2 separate regions of the Homo sapiens genome follow, and region 2 is linked to region 1. A link is a contact called in ENCODE Hi-C or POLR2A ChIA-PET data. All regions are on one chromosome and are shown on one strand. Each heading gives the region's core, a stretch centred on a gene start or an enhancer-like site at or near the end of the contact. The rest is flanking DNA. Distances are from core to core; before and after follow the strand shown. Region 1 has its middle 43 kb from the start of PRDM11. Region 2 holds the start of PRDM11 (PR/SET domain 11).

The links. A loop is a pair of places that touch in the nucleus more often than their neighbours do. ChIA-PET counts read pairs that join two places held with the same protein, here RNA polymerase II (POLR2A). Pooled maps may share reads with other maps.
Region 2: a map of dorsolateral prefrontal cortex shows a loop between it and region 1 (3-fold over the local background). The contact joins the promoter of PRDM11 here to the enhancer-like site in region 1. A Hi-C loop is called at or near these places in 4 of 168 maps with a recorded cell type or tissue (CD4-positive, alpha-beta memory T cell, dorsolateral prefrontal cortex and naive thymus-derived CD4-positive, alpha-beta T cell), 3 of 37 single-sample maps with no recorded cell type and 10 of 50 pooled maps. POLR2A ChIA-PET finds 5 or more read pairs at or near these places in 2 of 52 experiments (T-cell and activated CD4-positive, alpha-beta T cell).

The regions. Positions count from the first base shown.
Region 1 is chr11:45,101,362-45,105,369 of GRCh38, forward strand. It overlaps a transcript of PRDM11 not described here. Among named protein-coding and RNA genes, the nearest start is that of PRDM11, 43 kb to the right of the region's middle. RefSeq lists enhancers at 1-362, 363-901 and a silencer at 1,697-1,991. Within about 2 kb of position 1,915, at least 7 of the 41 ENCODE cell types and tissues checked have a DNase peak (open chromatin) inside an H3K27ac peak, as active enhancers do.
Region 2 is chr11:45,144,784-45,148,791 of GRCh38, forward strand. PRDM11 (PR/SET domain 11) reads left to right here and starts at 1,856. Exons shown (of 8, transcript NM_001384648.1): 1 at 1,856-2,094. LOC105376652 (a long non-coding RNA gene) reads right to left here and starts at 2,000. Exons shown (of 6, transcript XR_931241.3): 1 at 271-2,000. RefSeq lists silencers at 2,257-2,336, 2,417-2,606.

The DNA of each region.
Region 1 (4,008 bases), core at 665-3,164:
CCTGGCCAACATGGTGAAACCCTGTCTCTACTTAAAATACAAAAATTAGCTGGGCATGGTGGTCTGCACCTGTAGTCCCAGCCACTCAGGAGGCTGAGGCAGGATAATTGCTTGAACCCAGGAGGCTGAGGTTGCAGTGAGGTGAGATTGCACTACTGCACTGCAGCCTGGGTGACAGAGCAACACTCTGTCTCAAAAAAAAAAAAAAGAAGAAGAAGAAGAAGAAGAAGAAGAAGAAGGCGTTCAGGGCTCAGAGCTAGAGGCTGAGCAGAGGAAGAAGAAGGCGTTCAGGGCTCAGAGCTGGAGGCTGAGCGGAGGAAGAAGAAGGCGTTCAGGGCTCAGAGCTGGAGGCTGAGCGGAGGAAGAAGAAGGCGTTCAGGGCTCAGAGCTGGAGGCTGAGCGGAGGAAGAAGAAGGCGTTCAGGGCTCAGAGCTGGAGGCTGAGCGGAGGAAGAAGAAGGCGTTCAGGGCTCAGAGCTGGAGGCTGAGCGGAGGAAGAAGAAGGCGTTCAGGGCTCAGAGCTGGAGGCTGAGCGGAGGAAGAAGAAGGCGTTCAGGGCTCAGAGCTGGAGGCTGAGCGGAGGAAGAAGAAGGCGTTCAGGGCTCAGAGCTGGAGGCTGAGCGGAGGAAGAAGAAGGCGTTCAGGGCTCAGAGCTGGAGGCTGAGCGGAGGAAGAAGAAGGCGTTCAGGGCTCAGAGCTGGAGGCTGAGCGGAGGAAGAAGAAGGCGTTCAGGGCTCAGAGCTGGAGGCTGAGCGGAGGAAGAAGAAGGCGTTCAGGGCTCAGAGCTGGAGGCTGAGCGGAGGAAGAAGAAGGCGTTCAGGGCTCAGAGCTGGAGGCTGAGCGGAGGAAGAAGAAGGCGTTCAGGGCTCAGAGCTGGAGGCTGAGCGGAGGAAGAAGAAGGCGTTCAGGGCTCAGAGCTGGAGGCTGAGCAGAGTCACAGGCTCTTTGCCGAAAGCCTGTGTGACCTGGGCCGATGTGTGTTTAATGATCCCCAAAGGCTCTTCCTGTCTTAGTTTCTGGAAAGCTGGCTTTCCCGGGGAGATGCTAGCTGGACACAGATGAGGAAAGACTAAAGTTCAGCCTTGCAGCACTCCCTGGGGCCGGCATGAGGGGAAGCACCCCAGCTGGGGCCCCAACACTGCCCTCTGCAATCCAGCCACTCCCAGGAAGGGAGTAGAAGAGCAATAACGTCTTCTGTGGGAGCCTCCTTCACACCGTGCCACAGCCTCCTTCCCCCATACCACCCCAGTCCATTAGGTCCAGCCCCCCTTGCACCGTGCCACAGCCTCCTTCCCCCCTGCCATCCCAGTCCATTAGGTCCAGATGACCTGTGACACACACCCTGGGCCCCCAGCCCTGTGCTGGCCGCCCTGGTGGATGCTGGAAACGCCAGGCGAGCCTCTGGCCACAGAAGGTGGTGCCTGGCCCATTGCACAGGGGCAGCCAAGGTAATCAGTTCAATGCCAGAGCAGTCAGGGAAGGCTTCCTGGGAATGGCAGCAATTGGGCTGGGCTTGCCAAGCTGATTAGTGTGAACTGGTCGACCGAGGAAGGGAGAGCAGGCCTGATGTACAGAAGAGCAGATGCAGAGAGACAGGCAGGACTGTTTACCCTGGAGGGGGAAGGCCCACTCACTGTGTGGGCAGGAAGCTGACTCAGAGTGTGATGAGAGTAACAGAGAACCCAAGTCTCTCTACTCCCAGCCCAGTGCTCATATAATCGTGAGCCCTAGCCTTGCATTTTCATTCTCTTGTCTGGTCATCACTGGACAGTTGCCTCTGCCATGTCTACTGGACAGGACTCAGGATGGTCACCAGCAGCTTTCCCCTGCATCCCTCCCCAAAGCCCAGAAACCCTGACCACCCCGCCGGGCCTGCCTCCTCCCCGGCCTTGGAGCCCAACCTGGACTCTGCAGTTGGTCCTTTGGCGCCATCTGATGGTAGACATATGAAACTACAGCAAATGGGGGGACTGGTGAAGGAGGAAAAGTTGGAGGAGGAAGAGGAGGAAGATGAGAGGGAGATGAGGAAAGAGGAAGAGGAAATAACTTGTATAGCCTATATGGATCACCATGTGCTTTGGTAGAGACAGAAAAATCTAGGCCCTACCGTTTTGCAGCTTTGTGACTTTGAGCAGTTCACAGTTCCTCCCTGAGCCTCAGTTTCCCCATCTGTAAAACCAGGAAAAATAACCCAAACTTAAGTGTTAACCTTTGGCAGGGTATTGACCAAGAGGGAGCTTGAGGGGGCCTTTGAGGGTGTCAGAAATACTTCTGTCTTGATGGTCACACGGTTTTAAAAAGTCATTGAGTTGTACACAAAGTTTGTGTACTTTACTGTATATATAATATATACATTATATGTAATACTATATATAGTATATATAATATAAACATATAATATATAACATATATATTATATATAAATTATATATATAAAAATTATACCTCAACAAGAAAGGAAGCAATAACACTAATCTACCTTTAACGGTGAAAACCAAGAGAAATCATGTAAGAAAGGGGCTTAGCTCAGGGCCTGGCACCAAGTCAGGATGCATTGAGGGCGATGGTTATCCCTGCTGTCACTCAGCACTTTCAAATATAGCTGTGCTTTATTTTGCAATGACCCTGTAAGTTGACTTACTTTTTATAGCTGAGGGATTGAGGCTTGGTGAAAACTTGCTCTAGATGATCTAATTCCGTGCCCTAGACTTTTTCGCCTGGGCATAGCCCTCAAGCTAGGATAGGCTGAGCAGGGCCCAGGGCAACAGAGCTGTGTGGACAGGCTAGCCCTCAAGGGCCACTGCACCTGGCAAAGCACAAGACCAAAATGTTGTCCACTTGTTCCCAGGAGACCTGGCTCTTCCAGGTGATGAGGCACCAGAGGAACTTCTCTCAAGAAAGCAGGCATCAGCTGGCCAGAAGGAGTAAGGGCAGAAGAAGGCAGCAGGGCAGCACAGGGCACAGGGCTGGACAGGCAGATCTGGGTCTGAATTCAGGATCCTCTGGATGAAAGGGGGCAAGCTGCTTCTCATCCATGGGGGTCGGGTTTCTCATCTGCAAAATGGGGACGAGGACACGTGCCCTTCCTGCTGCTCAAGGTTGCTGTGATAGCTGAGTGAGACCATGGAGTGAAGACTCTGGTCCTCCTACTGACCTTACAGGATGGGCAAGAGCCTCTCCATTTTGCAGATGAGGAAACTGAGGCACAGACACTTCAGACCCCACCCAGCTATGACCCATCTCCCACCTGGGACCTCAGCCCCAAGGTGACTCATGGCAGAAACACAGCCCAGGGAAGAGGAACAAAGGTTTTGGGGGGAGGTGGCCTAAAACCTGCCCAGAAACCTCAGTGCTGCAGATGACACAGAACCACCAATACGGCTAAAGGGACTGGGTGGGGCACTTTAGAAAAGCAATAGGAATATCATCCCAGCCCTGAGGTTAATTCAGATCGGGGACCCAGAGTTGGGTTCTCGATGCCTTGTGATGTCCAAGCAGCTTCCCAGGCCTCCTTCCTTCACGGAGCTCCTGGGACCATCTCCTCCTCCTGCATCCTGGACAGGGGTCATGTAATTCCACCCCATTCCCATCACGGGGCCAGTGGCCCCATGTCTTAGTCTGCTTGGGCAGCTATAACAAAAATACCATAATCTAGGTGGTTTACAAAGAGCAAACATGTATTTCTTATAGTTCTGGGAGCTGGGAAGTCCAAGATCAAGGTGCCCCAGATTTGGTGTCTGGTGAAGACCCACTTTCTCATGTACAGATGGCACTTCTTGCTGTATCTTCACAGAGTATAAGTGATGAAAGAGCTCCCTCAGACCTATTTAATAAGGGCACTAATCCCAGTCAACTGTCCTCATGGCCTAATTGCCTCCTCAATGCCCCACCTCCTAATACCATCACATCGGTGATTAGGTTTCAATGTGGGAATTTGAGGAGTACACATTCAGACCATAGCACCCCATGACCTACCTAAGGCCACCCAACTGGTCATAGCCACCAGGTG
Region 2 (4,008 bases), core at 606-3,105, 43 kb after region 1:
TTCTCCTCAAAAGGAACAACAAATGGCTCCTTCCTCAGTGCTCTTTTCTCGGCCGGGCACTTGGCATCCAAAACCATGCTCAGTGCAACTGGAGGTGCATTCAGTTCTGAATTAATTGAAGTTATCTGCGAGTGCCTTCATCTCTTGGGCAGACCAAGACCTGCCTGAAGGATCTTGTCATTCTAATCGTGGAACCCCTCCCCCAACCCCCGTCCCCCAGTACCCGACACTCTGCCTGGCACCAAGCAGAGAAATACTCAGGAAACTTACAGTTGCATTGAACCTCATATAACGATAGGGTTGTTACTGTCTCTTGAGCATCTACTGAGAGCAGCTGGGTGCTGGGCCCTTTAAATACACTCTCATGGCTCCTTACACAGAGCCAGGAACGTGGGTATTACTGTGCACCACTTTGCAGATGTGGGAAATAAAGGCTCAGAGAGGTGAAGCCAGTTGCTCCAGATCACACAGCCAGTAACAGGCATGAGATTCCAAGAAGCTGTGTTTGTGACGCCAGAGTCAAGGGAAACAAATGATGTGGTACCCACAGTGCTCCCTCCCTCATCACCCCCACCGCCTCCAGCTCCACATCCAGATTCCAAAAGCCATGAGCACCCCCATCTGACCATGAACGCCCATCTGACCATGAACGCCCATCTGCGGATCGCCAGCAGCAAGGTTGACACGGAACTCCTTCCGCCTTGGGAGGAGGCTTCCCTGGGGTAGTACCCTCTGGGGGCCGTCTGGGCAACTCTTGCAGGGCTTCGTGGATGTTTGGGGAAAGCACTGGACAGCGCCTCGCCCAGGTGCCTTCCTGGGAATCACCAACTGGGGTTTACTGCCCCAATTTTGGAGCTTGCACAGAGCATCCTCCCTTGGTAGGAGAGACGTCGCCATTGGGCCACAGGACTTGTAGAGGACGCCACGAGAAAGGGGTTGATTGGGGAATGGTTGTCCTGGTTACGCCACCCTGCAGTGTCCCTTGCCCTCCTCCAAGGCTTCCAGCCCCATCGCAACCTGTCAGTTTTCCAGGCGCTCAGGAAAGCATGTCAAGCACTCAAGCACTCTGTGACAATTCCACCCCCGGCCCAGTCTTTCCCTCTTCACCCCCTCTCTGTGATGTCGAATCCCATTTCACAGATGGAGAAACTGAGGAATCGAGCAAGTGAATGCCGCTTAAACATCTTTTCCAAGCCAGCCAGGGACCAGCCCCTCCAGTTCTCAGAATCTCTCTCCCTCTGTAACATATTTTGACTTGAAGAACATGTGCGATTCGTGACTACAAAACCGCAACCCCACATAAAGAGTTAATATTTTTAACGAACCCCAAGCCCCTCACCCTCAGCCTTCGCGGGACGCCTGCGTCTCGCAACTTCAGTTTGTATCTCCAAACTGCTGAGCATTCAAAGGGTTAAATGGGACCGGGAGGGGGCCAGCCGCGGAGCCCTGAAAGGGTTAAAAATCCAAACGCGTCGACTCCCCCCGACTATTTGGTTCCAAATGGACAGCCACGCGACCGGGAGAGCCAGGGAGCCCCCCTCACAATGACTTTATTAAAATTTGAGAACTTTTACTTCTGACCCCAAAAAAGTATCCCAGTTCGAAAGTTCTCTCTTAACCTTTTCTTTTTTTCATCTATTTTTTTCTCGATTTCTCCACGGGCTGGATTATAAAACGCTCCCTCTCCCTTTGGGTTTGGAGAGCCGGGTTCCCCCCTCCGGGCAGGGCGCGGGCCTAAGGGGCCCCGGGAGTTTTCTCCGGGGCCGGGTCGGGACGCGGCTGGTGAGTCCCGGCTCCGGCCCCTGAATTGGGGGGTCCGCGTCTGCCCCAAACGCCGCTTTCTTCCGTTTTCCATGTCATTTCCTGTACTAATAAGATGGTGGTCAAAGCAGGGGAGGAGAGCAGCAGCGAGTCGCCGCCGCCGCCGCGCCGAGGCTGGCGCTGAAACTTTGCCTCGCCGGGGACCAGCGCGCCCGCAGCGCGGCCGCTCCCTCCGCGGGGGCCGCCAGCCGAGGCCGCGCCGCCTCCGCCGAGCCGCCCGCCGGGCCGCTCTCGCCGCCCGGGCCCCGCGGCTGCCGCAGCATTCCCGGGAAGGTGAGTCAGCCCCGGTAGCCAATGTGGCCATTGAAAATGGCTTCGGAGAGCGCTCGGCAGTTTGCCAGCGAGCGCGGGGGCCGCCGGTGCGGGGGCCGGGAGCGGCGGCTGGGGGCGGGGGCGGCCGGGGGTCTCGGCGCGGGCGCGGGGCGGGGGTCCGGACGGCGCCGGCGCGGGGTGGGGGGCGGCCCGCCGTGGCCGCGAGGTGGGTGAACCCTCGGCAGGTAGCTGCCGCCGCCGCGGGAGCCGGGGGCCGCCCTCCGCCTCCTTCCTCCCAGCTCGCTCGCTCCTCGCCTTGTTACAATGTAGCCTTTTCTCTCCGCAAGCGGCGCGCCCGCTGACGGACGTGGCCGCCGACCAATGGGAGTGGCGGCCCGGGCCGAGCGCTCGGAATGAGAACGCGGTGACACGGACGGGGCGGGGCGCGGACGCCGACGCCAGAGGGCTCGCCGCGGCCGCCGGCCTAGTTCTCGCGGACGCCCTCGGCCCCGCGCCGGGGGCTGCTGCGGGGTGCTCGGGGATGAAGGTGGGAGGCGTCCTTTGGGATGCGACGAAGCCTTCTCCATCGCGGTTCGCGATTGCCCGCGAAGCGTGGCCGAGCCGGAGGGCATTTCTGGAATGCGTTTTAAGTGTCAGTTGCGGTGTAGACTCTTCGGGAAACCTCTCCGGAGCGTAGCCTCCACCCCCCACTCGCAGTCCCCAAGGTACTCTCCTATGCAGAAACTGCAGAAACTTAGCGGCCAATGACCTCTCTCCGGTCAAGGCCAGCGTGCTCTAGGCGAGTCGCTGCAAAGAGAATACCAATGTCTTGGGCGATGCTGGTGAAAAATTGCTGGTGTGTGTCTAGAGCCCAGTTGGGAGATGGGGGCTTAGAACCCCCCAGGCTGGGCTGGGATTTAGGGGAGAAAAATGTGAAACGTCTCCTCTTTCCTAGACGTTTGCTTCGTGTGGAGAAAGGCTGTGCTGTATAATTTAGAGTGGCTGTAAGGAAACACACCCAGCCCTTTGTGCGTGGGGCCAGGAGGCAATGATGAGAGATTGCTCTTGGTACCTGGAAACCCTATAAACTTTGGGGGTTTGGGGACAGAAGAATTTTCTGTGGAGCATGATGCCTGTAGCAACCAAGCTGGTCCTTGCCCACATTTCCTCTTGGGAGGGAGGAAGGTTCGGGCTTTCCTAGGGTCATTGTTGGAGGTGTAGGGTCGTAGTTGGGGAGCAGGGCACAGTCTTTGCCCGCCGACTCTCTGAAAGGTGGACAAGCAGAGTTCTATAGGGCACGTGTAGAAACCTTCCCTTCTGGGAATAGAGCCCAGACCTCTTGCTGTATTCAGTTTAATGGAAAGGCTTTCTCTCTTTGAATTCTACCTCCTCCTCATAGTCACTGTCTGACTTTGGACTTCACATCGTTGTCTTTGGCCTCTCTGAGCCTTGTGTCTCCATCCCTGAGTCCAACAAAACCTGCCCGGCAAGGAAGTTGTGAAATTAAATGAGATAGCAAAGATGAAATGCCTGTTCCAGGGCCTGGCATACTGTTTAAGAAGTGTTCTCCCCCAGAATCACGGCAGAAGGTACTGACCTGGGAATATCAGAATTGCCCCCACAGACCCCACCGTGGTCCATCCAGTCTCAAACTGACAGGGCCCCAAGGAACAGCTGGTGGCAGGGTCTCGTTTCCTTCCCTGGTGACGTTCACAAAGATGAGGGACTCCCCTCAGTTGTCCTAGGAGTCCTAGATTGGTCATGATAGCCATCACCTCTGCACTTATGGACTCATTTGACCTGAGTTACAGTTCTGTCGTCTAGACTTCTTGGGTTGATGTGTTCCATCAATTTCTTCTCCTTGGTGTCAAGTAGGATTTCTCCTATTTGGATCTGCCCTCTCCTGGACTTACAGGGAGTTTCCCTGGTTCCAGG